Regions from separate parts of the Homo sapiens genome. Here region 1 is linked to region 2. A link is a loop called in an ENCODE intact Hi-C map of the cell type or tissue named here. Cell type or tissue: CD4-positive, alpha-beta T cell. All regions are shown on one strand.

The links. Hi-C counts contacts between places; a loop is a spot of excess contacts. Peaks named below come from ENCODE experiments on the same cell type or tissue, not always from the same donor. Only the 100,000 strongest peaks of a DNase experiment are listed, where the experiment ranks them.
Region 1: a loop joins it to region 2, with 3 times the contacts of the local background. A loop is called at or near these places in 2 of 110 quality-filtered maps.

Annotation. Positions count from the first base shown.
Region 1 is chr1:110,546,590-110,550,589 of GRCh38, reverse strand. No RefSeq gene overlaps it. Among named protein-coding and RNA genes, the nearest start is that of KCNA10, 29 kb to the right of the region's middle. In CD4-positive, alpha-beta T cell, a CTCF peak has its summit at 2,047; no DNase peak of the experiment used is centred here.
Region 2 is chr1:110,990,952-110,994,951 of GRCh38, reverse strand. No RefSeq gene overlaps it. Among named protein-coding and RNA genes, the nearest start is that of LRIF1, 29 kb to the right of the region's middle. In CD4-positive, alpha-beta T cell, CTCF peaks have their summits at 2,151 and 2,442 (motif pointing right); a DNase peak (open chromatin) is centred at 2,421.

The DNA.
Region 1 (4,000 bases), 440 kb after region 2:
GAGCAGAGGAATACTGGCAGCCTCTGGAGGCTGGAAGAGGAAAGGGAATGGGTTCCCGCCTAGAGCCGCAGAAGGAGTGCTGCCCTGCCAGCACCACGAGTTTAGCCCAGTGAAACCCAAGCCAGACTCCTGACCTCCAGAAGTATAAGAGAATAAATCTGTGTTGTTTCAAATCGCTAAGTCGGTGGTAATTTACTATAGCAGGGATAGAAAACTCATGCATCCCCTCAAGGTGCCAGACAGAGCCAGGAGTGGGAAAAGAAGGCGGTTGGCAAAAGGGGTCGTAGACACAGAACAGGGCCAGAGCCTTCTACCAAATTGTGACAAGATGGGGGAATCCATGGTCCTGAATTTGAACATGACCTCCCAGGTTGTTACAAAGGTACCTGTGTCAAGATAGGAAGTGAACACATTTTATGTAACAGTTTGTTAGCTTGACTTTTAAATATTTAGACATATGGTTCATAGGCCACCATGTGCTCTCTTGCCCCAGGCCCTGAAATTGTGTGCAAGAGTCCCTTTGAGGAAAGGCTGAGGATTAACTCCCTCATGGTCATTTGCATGTAGGCCACCACCTTCTATTAAAAAGCAAATGCTCAGCACCAACACTGTGTCGTTAGCTACCAATGACCGCATGAGAGAATGCCTTTGACACTCAGAAGGCTAAGGCTGCCTGGACAGGGTATAATGTCATAGCCACCCTAAACTCTAGTCAGGCAAAATGCATATGCCATGAATTTATTACCATCTCTGGGATTCATGGTAATTAGGCACAAATGGTGGTGTTTGGTTGTATTTTTCTTGTATTTATATAGCTATGCCCCTTCTTATAGTTTATACCTTCTTACTTTGCTGCATCTCCTTTATTTATAACTGGCATTGAAGGAGATGGTATTTTCTCATACTAAATGTAATAGAATCCTCATCCTATACTGATATTCACATATATTAAAAGATATTTCTCCTTTCCATTTTCACAGTAGCCATGATTTCCTGCATCTTTCATGCCTCCTTCCTCCCAGCCCCACCATCTGTCATGGCCAAGTCCTGATATTCCCAGGCTCTCTACCTCTCCTGCCCAGGTCTCAAGTCCTTCCATCTCCCTGGCCACCTGCTCCTGCTCCCCACCTCCCACCTTGAGGGCCTGGCTTCCAGACAACAGGAGGCAGGGTAAAGGCTAAGGCCTTCAAGGGGGTCCAGAACAGCAGCAGCAATGTAACGACTATAGGGAGAGGTAGGGCCACTTCCCAGGATGCCTTCCCCTTCTGTTCCATCTTCTTCTCTCTTGATGAGTTCCTTATCTGCCCAGGACCTTCTGGGTTCTCCACGGCTGTCTGTGCTTTGCCCTAAAAATGATATCAGTTAGTATTTACTGAGCACTTTCTATATGCCGAGTAGCTTTCACATACACTGTATCTTTTGATCTTTACAGTAAGCCCGTGTAGTGGGTCTTATTACATTCACTTCCCAGGTCTGAGGAGGATATGCCCTTCCCCACACATCTGATCAATTGCTATCAGATACCTATTCAGATGAATCTGCCTTCCATCCAGTCAGCTCCCCACTACTTATTAACTGACCAAAGACTCATCATGAAATTTCAGGCTGCAGGTGGATAAAGCATTCCGGGGCTCAGAAAGGTCTTAGAGGCCTACTGCAAATATAGCTCCTTCCCATGCCCTGTGAATATCTACTAAGGGCAGCTTGTGCTGAAGGCTCTTACCAAGGCTGTCCACGAGAAGAAGACCCGTCCAGGCTACTGTCAGACCCCAGGTAATGTTACCAATCTTGTAAATAAAAATACAAAATGTCCAGTTACGTTTGAATTTCAGACAAGCAATGAATGACTTTTTTGTACTTCTGCTAAAAAACCATTCATTGCTTACCTGGACTTCAGCTGTAACTGGGCATCCTCTATTTTGTTTGGCCACCTGAGGCCCAGTCCACTCAGGTGTGGACTTCAACATGACAAGTGGAGAGAAAGCGCAGTTGCAGTTCCCTTCACTCACCACAGGTGGGCAAAGAAGGCCTGAAAAGGCCAGGAGCCTGCGCTGCTCGGGAGAGAAAACCAGAAGCCCATTTACTCAGAGCTGCCCTTCTCTCCCCTGCTGATTCCTTGTGCCCTAGGTCACCTCCTGCCCCTTCTCCTTCTCTCTGTCCTTCTTCCAAGCCACCACACCCACCATTGCCCACAAAGCTGCCACAGCCAAATGGGCTCTTCTTTGCTGACCCCAGCATGCCCAGGTCTGTGATCCAGATAATGCAGGTCAACCCGGGCCACCTTCATCTGCGACCTGAGGGGCAGAAGTGGGAAGGTGGCCAGGTCCCCAGGCCAATGCACACTCCTTCCAATACTGGAAGATACCTCCATGGCTCACCAGATCCTGGCCCTGAGAAACTGAGGGCTGTCCCTTGTTGGTAGAAGGCTCTGGATCAGAAGTCAGGACAGGCAGGCCAGAGGCCCTGACCTCACTGCTGGTCTCCCATTCTTTCCACCTTGGTCCCTGGGGAATGGAGGTTCAGGGGTGAGGGGACACAGGACATTTCCTATTTCTCAAAGGAAACTGTGAGCAGATAAAAGCAAGTATTTTTTATGTTTGTCTTCCTTGAATAAATCTTTACATTAAAGGAGGGTCCAGTTAATTATCACTTTGGCTTAAACATTAGGTCAGCAGATGGTTGAGGGAGATAAGAAAGGTTTGCGGAGGGACTGGGGCAAATAGTGAAAGGCCAAGGGCAAGAGGCTATCCAGAAGCCCCCAGAGGTGCCCACTGGAGGAAATGACCCAAGAGTATAGCCTGGCTGGGCCAAACTCCCATAGCTTCTGGGGTTATAAATCAAGGCCAGCAGCATGTCACTTGCATGGCTATGGTGAGGATCACGTGTAATAATGCGGGGGAGCGGGTAGTAGGATGTAGATGCCACAGATGTTATCATTGGAGGACAACCTCTCGGTTTACCAACTGTGTGGCCTGAGGTAGGGTACTCAACCTCTCTGAGCCTCTTGTAAAACTCTAACATGTGGATCAGATTTTCTTTTGAAAGAGCAGGATCTAGCACACAGGCTTGTTGAGAGGATGGAAGAAAGTGGTACGTGGAAGGCACTTAGCCCAGTGTCTGGCACATTGTAAACTACAGTAATCAGCTGCTATCCAGTGAGACCTCTTCGTATTGTCCCAGATCAGAGTTGTGAGTACAGCAGGAGCCTCCTATCAATTGCTGCTATTAAACCATATGAACAGTTGCTGCCTGGCTGGCTCTGTAAGAAACCTCTTTCCTAGACCTCAGGCTGCTCAACCTATGTCCACTCAAGCTGACCACAACAGCGACCAACTCCTGCTGAGTCCCTGGACCACGTGACAGCTCCCAAACACAGGGACAGAAAACCACACCCCACACCCTGACAGTGAAGCCTAGTGGTGGAGCACATGGGCTCAGACCCAGACTGCCTGGAATTAAATTCCAGCTATGTCATTACTAGCTGTGTGAGTTTGGGTCATTTATTTAACCTATTTGTGCCTCAGTTTCTTCATGTACTAAACAGGGCTCATAAGGCTGTTGTGGGAATTTAAAAAGTTAACAGATGTAGTAATTTTAGAGCAGTTCGGTAAACAAATATTTATCAAATGCCTACTCTGTGCCAAGTACTAGGAGTCTAGCAGACAAAACAGGGAAAAATGCCTGCCCTCATGGTATAAACAATTACAAGATAAATGCACTAGTGGTAAGTGCTAAGGGATCAATAGAGCAGCAGGAGAGAGACAGGCTAGAGTGGGGGCTGCAATTTTGAGTAAGTAGCCAGGGATGGCCCTGACAGAAGTGGGCTAGGCAGACATCTGGAGGACAAGCATTCCAAACAGGGAAGAGCAAGTGCAAAGGCCTTGAGGTGAAAGGATGCAGCAGTATCTAAGGAACAGCAAGGAGGCCATTATGGAACAGAGTGAGCAAGGGGGAGAGTGCTGGAAAGGAGAAGTAATGGGGCTGGGAAACATAAGGCCCC
Region 2 (4,000 bases):
TTTTGGTCCTGGACAGATTTTATCACCTACCAGTTCTGCAGTTCTGGGTCTTAATTTATATTCTCTCTCTCTTTCTCTGTCTCTCTCTCTCTCTGTGTGTGTGTGTGTGTTTGTGTGTGTGTGTGTGTGTGTGTATGTGTGTGTGTGTCCAGGCTAAGGGAAAAGGTTGAACCAGGTAACCTCCAAGGCACCATTCAGTTCTTCAAGTCTTATTGCATTTCTTCTCTTAACTAATTCAATTTTCCTGATTGGTGGTTTGGCCAGTCACTCAGCCAGCTAGTTAAGTATCTTGATTTTAAAGCTGCAATCATAATTGACAATTCAACTTAAGAAAGAGTTAAAGGACAAGCTAAATTTTCACATGTATAAATATATAATTGTTGGTTTAGGCTGTTGAATGTAGACTGGTGGTTCTCTCTTTATGCAGAAAATTTTAGTGGCTTCAACCTGTGATGAATAAAGCCTCACCAGCTTAACTTGATCATTTATTTGATTCTTGCTTCCATGGGCTATGGTAGTGCTCCCTTTAAGAACATCCACGAGTCAAATCTAATTCTTACAAAACTAATAAAATAAAAGAGGATGATGAAAAAAATCAAAGTTTACTAGTTACAGAGGCTCACTGCAGAAGCGAGCAGTTACTTGCTGATGACACTGTTGCTGGGGAGATGTCTTCATAGAAACAATTTATATAGAATTTTTGTGCTGTCAGATAGTTCTTGTAATACTTGTTATCATAGTCATATGTGCAGAAGGACCATCAAAGAGTCTTTGTTATAGTTGTTATCTCACATACAAGCATGAGATCCCCTCCCTTATGATCTGCTGGCTCTACTTTGATTTGGGTTTGATTTAAGTGATTGCGTCTTAGCATCAGCAGCTTTCACAGTTCTAAAGATTTTTTTTTTGAGTCCTCTTTTTGGAGTTTGTTTTCTACATGCAGGATTATGTCACCTGCAAACAGCAATAATTTTACTTCTGTCTTTACTATTTGGATGTCTTTTATTTCCTTTTCTTATCTGATTGCTTATTGTTAAACAGAAAAGGTGAGAGTTGTACACCTTAAATAGATACAATAAAAAGAACCAGAAAAAGCATGAGAGATCATAAAGAACTAAAAGCTGAAACACCTAAAATCACGAGTCTAGGAATTCAAATTATTCTCAGTTTTTTTCCAAAAGATAAAAAAGAAAGGAGCCAATTAGTTACTGAGAGTGTTTAACACAGGCATGAAGCTTTTGTCATCACCCCAGAGATGAGGCTGCTCATCAACATTACTTAAGATCCTGAGATGCATAATTCACTTAAAGATCCTTTTGCTTTCAAGCTTAGATTTTATATATTTTGGAGCCAGAGGTACCCAAAGAGGGTAAAGGGCATCCAAAACACAAGGGCAGGCTTGATAAAGAGACCAATACTTTTGAGGAGGTTATGGAAACCTCAAATAAGGAACCCAAAACTTCTACCACCACTAAGAATTCCAGAGCCCTTTCCTTACTGACTGATTTCAAGGCTTAGAGTCTGGCTCACTCTTCCATGTGGTCATTGCTGCTAAGGATGTCTAGTGGAAAACTATTGAGGAGGCCTGCATGCTCCTCCATGAAATTGGTATGGTTTAATGGGTCTATTATTTCTTCAAATATTCAGAGAAGGAAGACTAAACACATTGCTAATTTTGAAAAAGCCCCTGTTGACATAGACTCCTGAGAGCTGTTCTTGCAGGTGCCCCCATCCAACTGCAGGGTCATGTTGCTTAACCTTGTTCACAGGTCCTATACCATCCTAAGGGCCATGAATGAAATTGGTCTGCTGGCACAATGTGAGGGTTCTGTCCATCCCGACTCACAATTCTGACCTAACAAAGCTTGCCTCCTAGTGCATGGGAACCCCTAGAGTGGACTATTCAGCCCTCCCTTTCTTTTCCAACTCTCAGATTACCCCATTACCTCTGGGTGATCCAGCTCATCCTGTTTATTGGCAATTTAGAGGCCCCTGTGTGCCTCATGAAGAATTACTAGCCAGGCCACACCCAAATTGCAACAACTAAAGAAGATTACGTTAAAAAGTCCTCATCACTTGCCCACAGATCTGGGATCTCTTGAGACCACGCCTCCAAATCCAACTAATTATGCCTCTGGCTAATTCTCAGACCCCTGAAACTGGTAATCACCATGGCCTCTCAAATAGGGATTCAGGCAATCCCTGTGCCTTGTCCCACCACCCGGTGACAATTTCCTCTGTATGACTCTGGTGGTTCATTGGAATTCTACAAGTAGATAACATTTTCTAGCTTTATTAGATACAGCAGCCCACGTTACTGTCATTCTGGGCAAACCATCCAAGTTTAAAGGAGCTACCTCTTTTATACTAGAGGGTATTGCCAGTAAAATCATTTCATGACAAACAGATGCCACTAGATGTCACTATTAGAAAAATCTTTATCAAACAGCTGTTCTTACATAGACGACACAAACAAATGAAAACACATCCCATGCTCATGGATGGATAAAATCAATATTGTGAAAATGACCATACTGCCAAAAGCAATTTACAAATTCAATGCAATCCCCATCAAAATACCACCATCATTCTTCACAGAGTTAGAAAAAACAATTCTAAAATTCATATGGAACCAAAAAGGAGCCTGCATAGCCAAAGCAAGACTAAGCAAAATGAAAACTCTGGGAACATCACACTACCTGATTTCAAACTATATTATAAGGCCATAGTTACCAAAACAGCATGGTACTGGTATAAAAATATGCACATAGACCAATGGAACAGAATAGAGAACCCAGAAATAAACCCGAATATTTACAACCAACTGATCTTCAACAAAGCCACATGTAGGAGAATGAAACTGGATCCTCGTCTCTCACCTTATACAAAAATCAACTCAAGATGGATTAAGGACTTAAACCTAAGACCTGAAACTATAAAAATTCTAGACAATAACACTGGAAAAACCCTTCTCGACATTGGCTTAGGCAAGGATTTCATGACCAAGAAGCCAAAGCAAATGCAATAAAAACAAAGATAAATAGCTAGGACCTAATTAAACTAAAGAGTGTTTGCACGGCAAAAGGAACAGTCAGCAGAGTAAATAGACAACCCACAGAGTGGGAGAAAAATCTTCACAATCTATACATCTGACCAAGGACTAATATCCAGAATCTACAACGAACTCAAACAAATCAGTAAGAAAGAAACAAACAATCCCATCAAAAAGTTGGCTAAGGACATGAATAGAGAGTTCTCAAAAGAAGATATACAAATGGCCAACAAACATTTGAAAAAATGCTCAACATCACTAATGATCAGGGAAATGCAAATCAAAACCACAGTGTGATACCACCTTATTCCTGCAAGAATGACCATAATCAAAATATCAAAAAAGCAGTAGATGTTGGTGTGGACGCAGTGATCAGGGAACACCTGTACCCTGCTGGTGGGAATGTAAACTGGTATAGCCACTATGGGAAACAATGTGGAGAATCTCACAAATCACCACTAAAAAACTTACTCATGTAACCAAATACCACCTGTACCCTGATAACATGGAAAACAACAACAACAACAACAAAAACAAGATTCAGTCATTTGCAACAAGATGGATGGAAATGGAGATCATAATTTTAAGTGAAATAAGCCAGGCACAGAAAGATAAACTTCACATGTTCTCACTTACTTGTGGGAGCTAAAAGTTAAAACAATTGAACTCATGGAAATAGAAGGAGGATAATTACCTTGGAAAAGTAGTGGGGGTTAGGTGAGGGAAGTGGGGATGGTTAATGTGTACAGACAATAAAAAGAATGAATAAGGCATAGTATTTGATAGCAAAACAGAGTGACTATAGTCAGTAATAATTGTACCTTTAAAAATAACTACAATAGTATAATTGGATTGTAACATGAAGGATTAAGTGCTTGAGTCGATGGATATCCCATTTACCTTGAAGTGATTATTATGCATTGCATGTGTGTATCAAAATATGTTATG